Linked DNA regions of Homo sapiens: region 1 is linked to region 2. A link is a loop called in an ENCODE intact Hi-C map of the cell type or tissue named here. Cell type or tissue: Calu3. All regions are shown on one strand.

Evidence for each region. Hi-C counts contacts between places; a loop is a spot of excess contacts. Peaks named below come from ENCODE experiments on the same cell type or tissue, not always from the same donor. Only the 100,000 strongest peaks of a DNase experiment are listed, where the experiment ranks them.
Region 1: it touches region 2 in a loop (4-fold over the local background); 30 of 110 quality-filtered maps call a loop at or near these places.

The regions. Positions count from the first base shown.
Region 1 is chrX:13,491,107-13,499,106 of GRCh38, reverse strand. No RefSeq gene overlaps it. Among named protein-coding and RNA genes, the nearest start is that of EGFL6, 74 kb to the left of the region's middle. In Calu3, no CTCF peak of the experiment used is centred here; a DNase peak (open chromatin) is centred at 3,656.
Region 2 is chrX:12,822,244-12,830,243 of GRCh38, reverse strand. It overlaps PRPS2 (phosphoribosyl pyrophosphate synthetase 2), which reads right to left. Exons shown (of 7, transcript NM_002765.5): 7 at 6,022-7,540. The coding sequence ends at 7,448. It also overlaps the pseudogene PSMA6P2. Among named protein-coding and RNA genes, the nearest start is that of PRPS2, 35 kb to the right of the region's middle. In Calu3, no CTCF peak of the experiment used is centred here; a DNase peak (open chromatin) is centred at 4,133.

The DNA.
Region 1 (8,000 bases), 670 kb before region 2:
GAATAATGAAGTCTCTTTTGTCTCTGACCCAAGAGTCTCATATCTTTTGCCAGAATCCATGAAACTGTGGCAGACTAACTCATGAGACTGCTAGTAGGATCAAATCTCAGATCCTTCACAGTTCTTGACTCTGACAATGCCATAGTTTCATCCATTTCCCTGACTTGCAGTTTGATATACTGGTTTGAAGTTGAGATGTGGTTTCTTTTGGAGGAGCTATGTAACAGCATGCTGGAATGAATGTAAGAGACACTAATGTCTATATTCAAGGCTCAATCATTATCAATGGTTGAAAGTGAGATGTTATGGCAGAAGTGGAAGTTAAGGCTATGAGAGTTCAGATTTAATTCATATATCTTTTGAAGAAGCATTGTAGAGTGGTTGCTAAACTTTGAATTGAGATAGACCTGGGATCAAGATCCAATTCAATAACAGCAGTGTGAGCAAGTCCTTAATCTCTGCATGTGTCAGTTTCCTGACCTGTGAAATGGGAAGACAATATAATTTACCTCTGTGGTTTTGGGGAAACATTTAACACAGGGGTGGGAAATAAATTTCTGTAAAGAACCAGGTAGTAAATATTTCAGGCTTTTCAGGGCCCCACAGTCTCTGTGGCAACTACTCCCCTCTGCCAACACAGTATGAAAGCAGCCATAAGCAATACAGTAGTGAATGGGTTTGGCTGTGTTCCAATAAAACTTTATTTACAAAAACAGGCAGTATGCCAGATTTGGCCCTTGGGCCATAGTTTGCCAGCCTGTGACATAGCAACTTACTTGGCTCACTGCCGGTATCTAATAAAGGGGTTCTTCTATGTCACCCACTATAGTTTGTATTTTTTTTTTAAATATAGATTCAGGGAACGTGCAAGTTTGTTACATGGATATATTATGTAATGGTGGGTTTTGGGCTTCTAATGTAGCCATCACCCAAATAGTGAACATAGTATCCAATAGGTAATTTATCAACTCTCATCCTCTTCCACTTCCCCCTTATGGAGCTCCCAGTGTCTATCATTCATATTTCCATTTTTAAGTCCGTGTGCACCCATTGTTTAGCTCCCACTTATAAGCGAGAGCATGTGATATTTGATTTTCTGTTTCTAAGTTATTTCAGTTAGGATAATGGCTTCCAGCTCCATGCATGTTGCTGCAAAAGACATCATTTCATTGTTTTTTTATGGCTACATAGTATGCCATGGTGTCTATGTACCATATTTTCTTTATCCAATCATGTGCTGATGGATACTTAGGTTGATTCCATAACTTTGCTATTATGAATAGTGCTGCAATAAATATACAAGTGCAAGTGTCTTCTTAATATAATGATTTACTTTGGGCAGATACCCAGTAGTGGAATTGCTGGGTGGAACGGCAGTTCTATTTCTCTCTTCACATCATATAAATCTTTCACCATTTATTATGTTGTCTGTACTTGTTACTTCACTTAATCCTTGATGAGGTAGCTAATGTCTCCTTTTTATAGACAAGGAAACTGAGGCTCAGGGAAGAGAAACAATTTGCTAAATTCCCATGACTGGGTAGTCAAGGTCAATTCAAACTCTGGCCTTCTGACTTTAAGCCATTATTTTTACCAACATCCTGTGTTACCTTTGGACAAATATCTCCATTCCTAAGAGTTTTAGAGGCAAACCTCAATTTTGTTTGGGGACAAATTCTTGTTTGTGGGTGTATGTACATGTATAAAATAAGGTTTGAATTATACAAACCAATGATCACCAAAATCCTTAATGAGATTCCAGCTACGGATTCATAGGCATTTTTAGTTGTCCTATCCACACCACCAAATCTGATATATTGCAGAGCATTTCCATCAAGAAAGAGGGGGAAGTACGCTCTACAAGAATAGTGATGAGTAGGGAAAAGAAGGTTTCCCTGTCTACTACTTGGGTTGGGAGTTTATTACTTGGAAGAATCCAAAGTGAAGTATAAACCCAGGGTCCATCTGAAGAAAAAAGTTAACATTTTCTTATGGATTCAAATATACAAGGCCCTGGCCATGGCAAAATTCTGGAAGGATGATATTGCCTGGATAATTACTATATGTCAAGCAAATTATAAGGTGAACACCAGTTAATTATCATTAGAATAAAGGTACCATCAAAGCGAAAAAAAAAGACAAGAAAAAATCCCACCAACATCTTGAGTGATTATCATTTAGATATGGAATCATAGATTATGTACATTTTTTACACTTTTTCATGCTTTCCAAATTTTCTACATGGAGAATGGGTTGACTTTACAAACAGACAAAACCAAGAAATGTCACAAAACTTATTCATGTTGAATTTGTAATAGCAAGGGAAATGATTCTGTCATGATGTTAAGGATACAAAGTGACACATAGAAATATATTTTCTCTTTGTGTAAAAATAAATCTTGGCAAAAACAAAAAAGACTAGAAGAATATTAACAGAGGTAGTATAGGGATGTAAGTCTTTTTTTTCTCTTTTTTTTATTCTTTTGTAGTTTCCAGATTTTCTATAAGGAATATATGTTATGTTTAAAACTTTTTAAAATAAATAATTTAAAAAACAAAGCTGATGCTATTAAAAAACAAAAACACACACAAAAAGCTGATTACAATTTTGGCCTCAATTGCTTCGCTTCTGCTCTGTTCATGGAGCAACTTTTGCTTCAGCATGATCCCCAGTGCTCCAGACCAATCCTGCATACAGGCAGGAATTGTCTCAGTGAGTCCCATAGTATGTTAGAGGTGGTGTGTGCGCATGCACGTGTGTGTGTGTATGCATGCACGTGTGTGTGTATGCGCGCATGCACACACGTGTGATGTTAGGGAGAAGGGAGAGTTTCTCTTTGTTGTAAAATCAGGGTTCCTATTTTTCAGACTCAAGGTGCAGTGTCCTGTTGCTTATTACTGAACTCAGTAACGTTTTCCATGTCACCACCTCCCTCCCCCATGGCATCTCCACTCTGTTAACGAACATCTTTTTCTAAACTGAGCCCAAGCCTCCCATCTGTCCCGTATCGTAGTTGTGCTTTTTTTTTTTTTGAGACAGAGGCTGGAGTGCAGCCATGCGATCAAAACTCACTGCAGCCCCCGCCTCCTGGGCTCAAGCGATCCTCCCACCTCAGCCTCCCGAGTAGCTGGGACCACAGGCATGTACCACCACACTGGGCTGTTTTGTATTTTTTGTAGAGATAGGGTTTCGTCATGTTGCCCAGGCTGGTCTCAAACTCCTGGGCTCAAATCATCTGCCCACCTTGGCCTCTCAAAGTGCTGGGATTCCAGGCATGAACCACAAGGCTCGGCCCACAGTTGTGCTTTAGTCCCTGATTCAAATCCTCCTTCAGCTGGTTTACAAAGTATCCGTGTTCCTGCCTCTTCCTGGGGTCCTGACTTACTGTTTCACAAGGTGTCCCACCCCAGGATTTAGCCCTGTCCTCAAACCCCAGCTTGCTGGCTGGGACTTTTACTCATTGCTTGACTTTACAGAAGCAGCCTGATTTTACAGTAAAACTCTTTACTGCTTCAGATTCCCAGCCACTCTGTCCCCACACCTGGCAGAACATAGTGTCTTTTGCAGGGCCATTTGTGCTGTCATCCATCTTGAATTATGCCTGTGGCTTGCCTCCCCTGACCCCACCCTGCTGAACCTTTGATGAGAACTGGCCTGCTTCCCAGTATTGATCTGTTCTAGAGCTGAGCTCTGTGCCAAGCTTCCTTCTGAGCCACCCTATTGCTGTGCCAAAGTTGCATCAGGTCTAGACATCCAAACCTGGATGGGTGACACTAGGGCAGATATAGAAAACAGAAGCCAAAGCACTGAGTCAACAGGGGTGGAAAAACTAGGGGGTCCCATGGTCACAACGGAAGTGATCCTAGAGTAATAGGCCTTGGCACTATTGCAATTTGGGGCCTGATGGTCCTTTGTTGTGGGAGTCTCTCTAATGTACTATAGGAGGTTTAGTGGCAGCCCTGGCCTTTACCCATTTGATGCCAGTAGCACCCCACTTCCCCAGCTGTGACAAAGAAAAATACCTGCAGATATTGCCAAATGTCCCGAAAGGACAAATATCACCCCCATTGAGAACCACTCATATATATTATTAAAGATTTCCCCAAATGGTTCTTCAGTTTGGACTTTGTGGACATGTTTGTTTTTAATCAAGGTTTATCAACCTCAGCTCTATTGATATCTTGGTCCCAGTAATTCTTTATTGTGTATGTTGGGGGCTGCTGTCTTGTGCACTGGAGAATGTTTAGCAGCAGCCCTGGCCTCCACCCACTAGATGACAGTTGCACCTGCCCACCTCCCAGTATTGACAAACAAAAATGTCTCCAGATATTGCCAAATATCCCCTGGGGAGCAACGCCTGGTTGAGAACTGTGGTCCCAGAGCAATGCTCACTCTTGCTGCTGGTGTGCATGGCGTGATGGGAGCAGAAGGGACTAGAAGGAAGCAGACAGAGAAGAATTTTGGAAGGGAGCCCTTCTCAACTGATTCTTTTGAAACTGAGAAATTTCAAAACAACAACACTGGTTTTTTTTTAATTGACAAACTAACAGTGAGTCTGTATTAGTGGTTCTCAACAGGAACAGTTTTTCCTCATAAGCGGACATTTGGCAATGTCTGGAGACATTTTTAGTTGTCAAAACCAGGAGGTGGGGATGCTACTGGTGTTTAGTGAGTAGGGACCAGGGATGCTACTAAGCCTTCTACAATCCACTGAACAGCCCCCACAAAAGAATAATTAGCCCCAAATGTCAATAGTGCCGAGGCTGAGAAACCCTGGTCTATATGCATGTCATTCAATTGGATTTGATTGGAAGTCTTAGTGCAATTCACCACATTTGAATTCCACTTGCAAAACAGTCTTTACAAACAATGCAGGACACTCACTCCAAGTCTGGGTGACCAGTTGTTCTACTTGTATTACTGAGGAACCAACATAGTTTGCACTGAGAATGCCAAGAGGGTCCCCAAATTGTCTACTTGATAACATACCCAACTCATCTATATGGATAATAAGCTCTGTCCCAACTTTCTACAAAGTTGTTCAAGGGCATAACTGAGGCAAGTGGCTAATTCAGAAATGTCCTGGCCGGTAGAGTTCCCTGTGAGAAGAAATCAGACCAACTTCAGGGCAGGAACTTTGTGATCATTATTTTTGGCTACCCAGAGGCCGTTCTTAGCACTGGTCACAATTTAAACTATGCCCTGGGTAGGGGAGGGATTCCTGCTTTTTTTTCGTCATATGTTTGAAATGAATGAACTTTGAATTTCATTTGAGTCAGTTTCATCAGAGCTAGTATGGTCAAGTGCCCCAAATTAGTCAACCAAACAGCAATGCAGAGAGGAAATCAGTGGTTCTCACCTCTGGTGCACATAAGGATTTTTGAACAATACCAATTGTTCAAAATCGGGGAGTTTTAAAATAATACTGATGCCTACGACTCCAATTCCCAGACCAACTAAATCAGGATCTCTGATTTAAGGCTTCCCAGCAGAGTCAAGAACCTGCAGAATAAATGCAATTTGAAAAAGACCATAGTGGAAGAGCAAAGAGAGAAGATGGCCAATGGCAAAATCATGGGAACTGTACCGTGTTCTCATGACTCCCACCCCTAGCTCCAGATGGGGTTCAGCCCCAACAACAGACAATGATCCAACCTTTCATTAGAAAGGACAAGTGCTGCCTGTCACTTCTGAAGTCCTGTGGATTTTTTCTTATTTTTTTTTCTAATCTTAGCGTTCCTTCTTTTTACTTTGCTCACTTTTGAGCCACCATACAGGTAAAAGATACAAATTCCATAATAAGGGAAAAAGATTTTTTAAAAAGCAAAAGTTAAGGCCGGGCGTGGTGGCTCATGCCTGTAATCCCAGCACTTTGGGAGGCTGAGGCGGGCAGATCACTTGAGGTCAGGAGTTTGAGACCAGCCTGGCCAACATGGTGAAACCCCTTCTCTACTAAAAAATAGAAAAGTTAGCTGGGCGTGGTGGCATGCGCCCCTAGTCCCAGCTGCTCGGGGAGGCTGAGGTGGGAGGATCACTTGAAACTGGGGGCAGAGGTTGCAGTGAGCCAAGATAGTGCCACTGCACTCCAGCCTGGGTGACACAGTGAGACCCTGTCTCAAAAAAAAAAAAAAAAGGCAAAAGCTAAAATATGGGGCTTTATGGAAAAGTATTATAAAATGGGAACAGCTGGTGTGCAGTTATTATCAGCTAGAACTTCAGAATTGCTTCAGCAACACTTAATTTTGCTCCTTATGGAGAAACCAGCCTGCTATCTACAGTCTCTCAATTACCATTACCTAGGAAAATTTCTGAGAAATGTCTTGATATGACTTTTCTGCCATGTTACTCAAAGTTTGGCAGCTATAGTTTACTTAATGGGTTTTCTGCACCATTAGGAGTTTCATGTAGGTTACCCATTTAATACATTTTTAAAAAACCATCATAATTTTAAAAATATAAAGAATAAGTTTTGATATTTAATAATAATAGATTCATACTAGTGAAAGGGAAGACATTCTTTGTAGTCTACTATCAAAGTGGCAGAGACTGGCTAGTTGTTCACCAAACCATTTCCTTTCCTCTCTTGGACACATGACCAGACTACATCTCCCAGCTTCCTTTGCAGTTAGGTGTAGCCATGAGACTGAGTGCTGGTGAGTGAAAGGTGAGGGGAAGTATGGGCTCTATCACTATCTAATGGTGCTTCTGGCTCTACAAAAATGAATGAGGGGTTTCTAGTGTGGGCTTCAAAACTAATAATTTATTAAGATATCATATTCGTAAGCGTTACCAGCTGTACAGTCCCAACATTTGGATTGGGGTAGGTGTTAATCTGCTTATCCTCTGATCCTCTTCCTATTTCCCCAAAACCTGAGGTGCCTGAGCAGAGGGCCTCTGAGACAAATGTTGATATACAAAGAGTAAGTCCTCTATATTTTTCTTACAATTTATCAAGAAGGAAATACTGGCTGGGCTTGGTGGTTTACGCTTGTAATCCCAGCAGTTTGGGAGGCCAAGGCGGGAGGATTGCTTGAGGCTAGGAGCTCGAGAACAGCCTGGGCAATATAATGAGACTCCCATCTCTATAAAACATTTTTAAAAATTAACCAGGCTTGGTGGTACGTGCCTGTAGTCCCAGCAACTCAGGAAGGCTGAGGCGGGAGGATCACTTCAACCCAGAAGTTCAAGGTTGCAGTGAGCTATGATCATGCCACTGCACTCCAGCCTGGGTGACAGAGCTAGCCCCTGTCTTGAAGAAAAATAAAAATAAAATAATTTTTAAAAATATAAAAGAAGGAGATATTGAATCTTGAGGAGCAAAAGCTTTTAGCCCGAACAACTGGAAGCTTGGAGTTTCTTTTATTAAGAATGGGGTAGACTGCAGTACAGGCAGGTTCTCTTTTATACAAACAAGGTGCCCCTCCCTAAGCCCTCCAGGTATTGCTTTGGGATCCACAGGGAAAGGAGGGTCCTGTACTCACAGATATGAAAATCTGAAGATGTTATGCATTCTTGGGCAGAATATCATATAGATGATATTGTATCTTTTTCAGGGTAACACATCTGGAGGCATACCATATTTTAATTTAGCTGCCCTTCATTGGTGATTTTAATTTAGCTGCATAGTATTCCACTGTGTGGATGCACCATAGTTGATTAACCAATGTCCTATGCTTTGACAAATATTACTGCAATAAATAACATTTTGCATATGCATTTTAATATCGTTAGAGGTGTATTGCAGTGTAAATTTCTACAAGTGGCATTGCTAGGTGGAAGGGTAAATGGATATGTGGTTTTGTTAGATATTGCCAAATATCCCTACATAGATATTGCACAGTTTTGCATTTCCTCTAGCAATGAGAGTGCTTATTTCCCCACAGTTTAACAACAGAACATGTTGTCAGGTTTGAGTTGTTGCCACTCTGATAGCTGAGAATGGTGTCGCAGTGTAGTTTTAGTTTGCATTTCTTTTGTTATGAATGAAGCTGAGCATCTT
Region 2 (8,000 bases):
TACAAAATTAGCCGGGCGTGGTGGCACATGCCTGTAATCCCAGCTACTCGGGAGGCTAAGGCAGCAGACTTGCTTGAACCCGGGAGGCAGAGGTTGCGGTGAGCTGAGATCATGCCACTGCACTCCAGCCTGGGCAACAAGAGTGAAACTCCATCTCAAAAAAACACCAACCAACCAAACAAACAAAAAACGACCTGTGTCAACTCTGAAGGCTAGATTTACATAAGCCTTATTCATGTATTTTATTTATCTCATACTTATATGACAGCCGCATCCTAACACTATGGTATACTAATAGGTGCTTCATAAGGGATTGCTGAGTGTATGAATGAATGAATGAATGAATGAATGAATGAAACAAGACCAACTCCTTCATTTTGCCTGTGGAAGGACTAAAAATATGAATTTTCCGTTTGACATATGTCTAAGCCAAGATGTTCACATGAGTCAAAATACAGAGAAGCAAGTGGTATTTCTCCGATGTATTAAAGTTCCTAATTTATGTACATGTAATAAAACCTCTCCAAAACGCAAGGGTTGAAAGTGTGTTTATGGCTGTACCAATGCACATCAGTGGAGGATTATTGATTCTTCCAAAATAACTCTCGCGCCAACTGGTTTTCCCCAGAGTGCTTTTTAATTCATAGGACTTTTTCTGTGAATTTTGTATTGTTAAAAAAAAAAGTTATTCATCACATTCATTGAAGACACTAAGGAAGACTTCATTCAAGGGGGTCTTTGTGATAGGTTTAGGGACCACAGACTGCAATGGGGTCTTATAGTGGGGGAGAGAGATTAATCTCAGCTCTGACTCCAACAAGGACAAGTGGGGATTTGTAAGCAACGAGCAGGGTTGGGGGCCGTGGATGGAAAACCACTAAGGAAACATCAGGGGTAGGAGGGATTCTTGCTAGATCAACTCAAATAGAATTCTTGCTAAAGGCAAGCCTGGGTGATAAGATATCGAGGGTGGTCAGATACCAAGGGCAGGAGTTTTTTTGATAAACTGACTTCACAGGATTCTTGCTCAAACTAAATTCCACAATGACAGAGAGGGAAGCCCAAGACAGGTCTGGTCAAGGAGAGGATTCAGAGGAGCCTGACTGTTGTTAGGACAAGGAATGAGTCTTGGTCGGTGTTCAAGAAAGAATTGCTCTTTGAATGCTATGAATGCATCCAGGTGCAGAAATTAATGCGAGGTCAGATCACCATTGCTGTGGAGAGGGATCTCTGCCTATCTTTCTTTTGATTCTTCTGTTCCATAGCCTTGGTCCTAAATACAAGGTTTTCTGAGACTTAAAGGAATTTAGGGTTGCACCAGGCATGGTGGTGCACACCTGTAGTTCCAGCTACTTGGAGGCTGAGGCAGGAGGATTGCTTGATACTATGAGTTCAAGACCAGCCTGAGCAATATAGTGAGACCTTCTGTCTCAAAAAAAACAGGAAAGAGAGAGACAAAGAAAGAGAGAGAGAGAGGAAGGAAGGAAGGAAGGAAGGAAGGAAGGAAGGAAGGAAAGGAAGAAAAAGAAAAGAAATTTAGGGTCGCTCCTTGGTTCCTTGGGTGAGTAAATGTCAATGGCACATACTGAGCTTATCCTATGGTAAATGTACATCAAAATATGCCCAGAAATAATCATTAGGATGATTTTAAAGAGTGACGTGTTCAGTTTTAGTTCTTAAAATATGTCCATAATTCATGGTCAGTCTTAGCTTCCATGCAAGAAAATACTAGATTTAGCACTCCTTGTGTAGGGAAAATCAGAGCATCATACGTCCTCAGACACAGATGGCCATGCCCTCACAAATGTTAAGAATCTCTCAATGTGCGGAAGGACAACGTACATCAGGTAACCTTCAGAGCACTCTGCCTTCTGCCTGGACTGTTCCCTGGGGTCTCTGAAGACCACTTATGGTGTTAAAGGTAGCTGTGCCAAAGGACTGGCAATCAAGCCAGGCTTGAAGGTGTTTTCTAAAGGTGCCCCTGCTTTTTCTCTCTGATTTTGTGACTACAGCTCTTGAGCTTCTATAGTTAGTTGAACAGATTTTAAAAGACCTGTGATACCACAGGTGCCCTGCACATTGTTGGGCTCATCATATAGCCTGCTTGTTTTTGCAACCAGCACAAGATCAAAGCCATGCTCGTGGGATTCCTTACCAAGGTAGTGCCGGGGATGCAGAACTATCCACCTTAGAAGAGGGAACGGGAGACCAAACGTCCTGGTTTGCCCAGGACTGAGGGGTTTCCTAAGATATAGGTCTTTCAGGGCTAAATCGAGAAAAGTCCCACGCAAACCAAGACAAGTTGGTCACCCTATTGAGAGCAACCATCTGTGCCTTCAGTTAGAACTATTCCAACTACATCTAGCATAAATGGCATTGCCTATTAAAACTGCTGGGGACTTCTGCAATCATCTTTCCTCTAATTTTTGCAGAAAGATGCTCATACCCAGAGTGGTGTACACATTTTTCCCAAGGTCACCCAGCTTGCTAGCAGCATATCAGGAACCAGAATCTAGATCGCCACACTTCCAATTTAGGGCATTTTCCACTGCATTATGTTTTTCACTTTCCTATTCTCTTTTTTTATCACTCTCTTAAAATGTAAAATTCATTCAGCCAGGTTTTCTTTTGGCCACAGAACTCGGCTGTTAGGATAGTGAAGACTGTTCTTCCCATTTATATTGGGCACCACTTTTGGTTGTATTTATGATGGGATGGATGGTGAATGAGGGCTACAATGAAATCAGGTTGTTGTAAATGACCTCAATTGATTACCATCTCTATAATCACATGACATTCATTCCTACCTGTTGTTTCTACAGCCCACTGGAAGTATTGTTGTTGTTTTTAAGAGACGGGGTTTCTCTATGTTGCCCAGGCCAGTCTCAAATTCCTGGGCTCAAGCAATCCTACTGCCTCAGCCTTCTGTGTAGCTGGGATTACAAGAATGCACCACGGCACTCAGCTGAAAGTTGTTGCTGTTGTTGTTGTTTGAGACAGTCTTGCTCTGTTGCCCAGGCTGGAGTGCAGTGGTGTGATCATGGCTCACTGCAACCTCTGCCTCCCAGGTTCAAGTGATTCTCATGCCTCAGCCTCCAAGTGGCTGGGATTACAGGCATGCGCCACCATGCCTGACTAATTTTTGTATTTTTTAGTAGAGATGGGGTTTCACTATGTTGGCCAGGCTGGTCTCAAACTCCTGATCTCAGGTGATGCACCTGCCTTGGCCTCCTAAAATGCTGAGATACCAAAAGCATTGCTTTTATTTATAGAGTCCTAATCAATTCAGTAGTAGGAGGAGTGGGAGAGGCTCCTTTTTCAATCCAGGGACCTCCATAATGTTGTTTTTTTTGTTACCAAACACACAGGTAAGTGGCATCATGGATTTGGTAAACTAACAACAATGTGAGTGCATCAATCTCTGCTTCTGTAAGAATCCCGACTTTAGGATTTTCAACTGTCACTACTCCAACTTCTATTTCTGAAGGTTTGAAATCAATTGATAGAACAGTAGACAGGCATGTAATTGCAGTTTCCACTGTCTGTTCAAATGTCCAATCAAATTTCTTTTGCACTTTTTTTTTTTTTTTTTTTTCTGAGACGGAGTCTCGCTCTGTCGCCCAGGCTGGAGTGCAGTGGCGCGATCTCGGCTCACTGCAGGCTCCGCCCCCCGGGCTCACGCCATTCTCCTGCCTCAGCCTCCAGAGTAGTTGGGACTACAGGCGCCCGCCACCTCGCCCGGCTAATTTTTTGTACTTTTAGTAGAGACTGGGTTTCACCGTGTTAGCCAGGATGGTCTCGATCTCCTGACCTGGTGATCCACCCGCCTCGGCCTCCCAAAGTGCTGGGATTACAGGCGTGAGCCACCGCACCCGGCCCACTTTTTTTTTTCAAGGAAGCTGGTTAACTCAGTTTGTTTAACTCCTGCTGCAGTGGCTTTAAATCACAGCAGTAACCTGCAGGATCATACTTTCACACCTGAGGGCCTTGTTCTTCATCTATACCAATGAAAATCATACAACCAAGAGACCTCATTGTAGCATTCTGAGTAGTATCAGCAATTCCACACAGAATGTCCACAGGAATCTCATAGCCGTACTTGTATTTCCAGTTAGCTGCCCCATAGCGTGCCCTCTGTACCTCTGTCATTCCGGTCATCACAGTGACAGCCAATGTTTTCAGTTATTTTGAGTAAGTGAGTCACTGTGCTGGAATCCGATAATTTGTCAAGCATTTCTTCTGTATGATAATTACAGCAGTCTTTTCCTCTGACAAATACTGATGGAAGGCCACCCAGGTTAATAGCCTTAAAAGCATATGCATATTCTACTTGGTAGTGCTGGCCCTCGGGCGAAAAAAATGTTAATGTGGTGGGCAAAACCAGCGCTGGAACCACGGGACATGCTGGTAGAACCACTACTTTCAGCATAATCAAGTTTTTTTTTTTTTTTTTTTTTTAACATGCAACTATTTGTCACCTAAATGCTACCCTTCACTGAGGCAGTCACATGCCAAGACAATGTAGCCCTTCTAAAATGGCAGGAGGGCAGTCTGTTCCCCTCTAGGATGAACACCTAGAAAATGCATGAAAATCTTGCCTCTTCATACCTTACATTCTTTCTAGGGGAGTTTCAGGAGGCTCACTCTAAAAACTGAAGTTAATGTACAAACCAAGCAATTCTAAACACTTTACACATAACGTCTCATTTATTATCCCCATCTCACATGTAAGGAAACTGAGGCATAGGGGTTAAGCAACCAGCCCAAGGTCGTTGTTGCTGTTGGTTTTTAAACTCCGGTAAGTGGTGAAGTCTGTGTTCCTGGGCATTATGCTTTCAGAATAGGAAACAGAGCTCAAAGACTGCAATAAAGGAAACCACCCAGGATGTGATCTTGGAAAGCAGGGGCAGAAAAAAGGTGGAGGGATGTGTTCCTGGGGCACAGGGAGATAAATCAGGAAGATAAATATTGGTAATGAGAAGGAGGAGCCCTGTTGATTTCACGCAATTTAGATACAGGATAGCTGAGTATGTTTCAGCCCCTAACTCCCATCTTCCCTGGCACATCCTTGCTCAAACACATCATGTACCAAACGCCCTCTGCTGTCCTGCGTCAGTCCACACTGGAACACACCATAGGGTTCTGGAAAATTCCGACGTGAACCGTCTAATGGTGATCACCGAGCCCTTCCTGGTATCCCCAGCGTGATTCCAACCTCTGCACGCCTTAGTACTCCATCTTTCCCTTCACTACTTCCCTGTCCCCTGTAGTTCAGCTAGGGGATTAGATAGGACATGCCATAGGAAATGAAACGTCTCTGAAGAGGTGTGGCAGCATTATTAAGTGCAATTGTAAAGCTGATGAAGTGTCTTTGGCTTTCACTTCTCCTTCACTTCCCTCCTTTCTAGTACATTCTATCATGTTCTCTCACACTGTGATCACCTTTTTTCTCAGATGGACCTGGATGTAATTCTTCATATTTCACTGTGACTTCAAGACACCATGTTGCCATTCTTAGTGTTACACATACTTTACAGCTGAGCTTCACCAGGGGAACGTAATTATGACTTGACTTTGCGCTCACGAGAGTAGTTTGAAGTATCACTGAACAGGCTGTTCTATGGGGACAGGAATCCTCCTCGGTGCTTCTGAAATCAATGAATATGAACAAGTTTTATGCAGCCTACATTTAAGTTTGGTTTGCTCCAATAGATGGATATTGAACATCACTACTCTGATGCGTGAACACACTGTACCATCTTTAATTTTATAGGAAACATGTGGAATTAACAACGTGGACACCTTATGTGGCACAGCTGTTACGCTTTGAGGAAAGGCGATTGCTGGTAAGTTCTTCAGGAAGAAACACCTTCAAAATGGAAAACAGCTGACATCAATTAACTTCTGGCTTTTCTGTAATTTTGTATGCTGGCCTATAATCGTAAAGTAGCAAACATTTTCAGGTACTGCAACACATCACTCCGTCAAAACATATTACTCCACAATGATACATACAAACTATGAACGCAGTCAGAATGATTTTATTGAAATGTTTTAGTACAGTGTTAGAGGATCTTAAAATCTTACATTTTAAACCAATACAAGCACTGCAAATGATATACTCCTGAATCTAGTTGATGTAGTATCTAAAAAGAAAAGTGATCATATGAGTATCTATAAGTTGACTAATGTAATTTAAGTTGGAGGCTAAACAAACAACTTTGGTATATTCATATTTCTCTGGCTCCTGTTTTTGGCCAGATAAATGCCAGGTCCACCCCCATTCAGTAGAATTGGACAGGACCAATGTATTTGGTGGTCTCACTTAAGTTTCCACGCCAGGAGCAGCAAGAAATGTACAAATTTTGGGATTAAGCTGCTCCCAAGACAGTCTTCATCACCTTTGTGAACTGGAAACACCAAATAGTCAAGGTCTGAATTTCCATTGTGTGTGGCTAAGTCCAGTCGCATTGGTTCATAAATGTATTCTGAAGGATTTTAAAATACAAAGGTGGGGCTAAATAATGATAGAAACCATCAGTTCTTAATTCAGAGAATGACAATGCAGGTTCCTATATCCTTTTTAAAAATCTGAGATCATTATTTTAAAACTAGCTCTATACATTCTTAGGCTTTAAATTTAATCTTAGCTGAAATGATTACCTTTAAGTCAGTTGGCTTTAGGCCTTGGCGATTGCTCAATATAATTTTGGAATTTTAGGATGCAGCATTTCAGGTAAGTGACAGTTATGTTTTAGAAGAGGTCATTTAAAAAATGATCCAGAAATACACTGCTCTGATATGTCTAATGTATACCCCCCAAAATGTGTCAGTGTCCATATTAAGCTAAATAAAATTTGGTCCAAATTAAGCACAGTAACCAAGATGGTTTATCTGAAACTGAGTTATCCAAAAAAAAAAAAAAAAGGAAAATTCAAAATCCATGGTATTATAATTATAAATTTTCCAAGGTTCACTCCAAAGTAAAAGGATAATTAATTCTATACAGGGTTTTACCCAAATGTCCATAGGCATTATCAGTATATATTTACACAGAAGGCTTTAATCTGAAGTCACCTTTGGCAACCTCGAAATATATAAACTATGACTTCCACAATGAAATTATATACTTGAAAGTTGTCGCCTCAAAGTACTGAAAGAACAAAGGAAGAGATCACCTGTACCTGTTAAAAGTCAAAATGACAAAAACGTTTCTCATTTAAGACAGTTCACTTAAAGACCAAATAACCACCACCATTTCCCCAAAAACTGGAAAGAAATGATCTTGAGCTTTAGAAGGGGAAACAATAAATCTTAGCATATACAAAGATCTGATGCTTTTGCCAGTGATTAACCTATCATTGCTGAATACCTACAGCTAAAAATCCAGAAAACAAAAACAAGTCAGAAGTCAGAGTAGGCTTGCTGGACACTTCCCATTCTGGATTTATAGCGGGACATGGCTGAACAGGTAGGACACGGATTCCCCATTGTGTGTCCTTCGGATTGCTTCGGCCAAGATCATGGAAATGTCAATGACCTAAATGCCAATGAGAAAAACAAAGGGAGAAGGGAAGCAGGACATCTTAGTTAGAGTTCTTTAAACATTGAAAAGCTGGAAAGCTGAGAAACAATTTCTGCAGCATACATGATGTGTTGCTATCAAAACTTCCGACACTTTTGAGAGGACAGACAGCTTTGGGGTATGTCTTCAAATTACAACCCGTTGAACCAGACCCATATGGGATCCTGGAAGGGAGATTTTCAATGCAGAGACAGAAGGCTTTTCAGGGATACTGTTAACCAGAGACATCCTTTTCCAGGGGCATTTGTTGTTTTAAATTAAGTTTAATCATTATACGGAAGGTTTTTCTTTCTGTTTCTGAAAAGGCGGTGACTGCGTCATTTAAGAGCACAACTGTGATCATCTAACTCAGGGGTCAGCAAACTATAGAGGACCAAATAGTTAACATATTTGACCTTGGAAGCCAGAGGGTCTC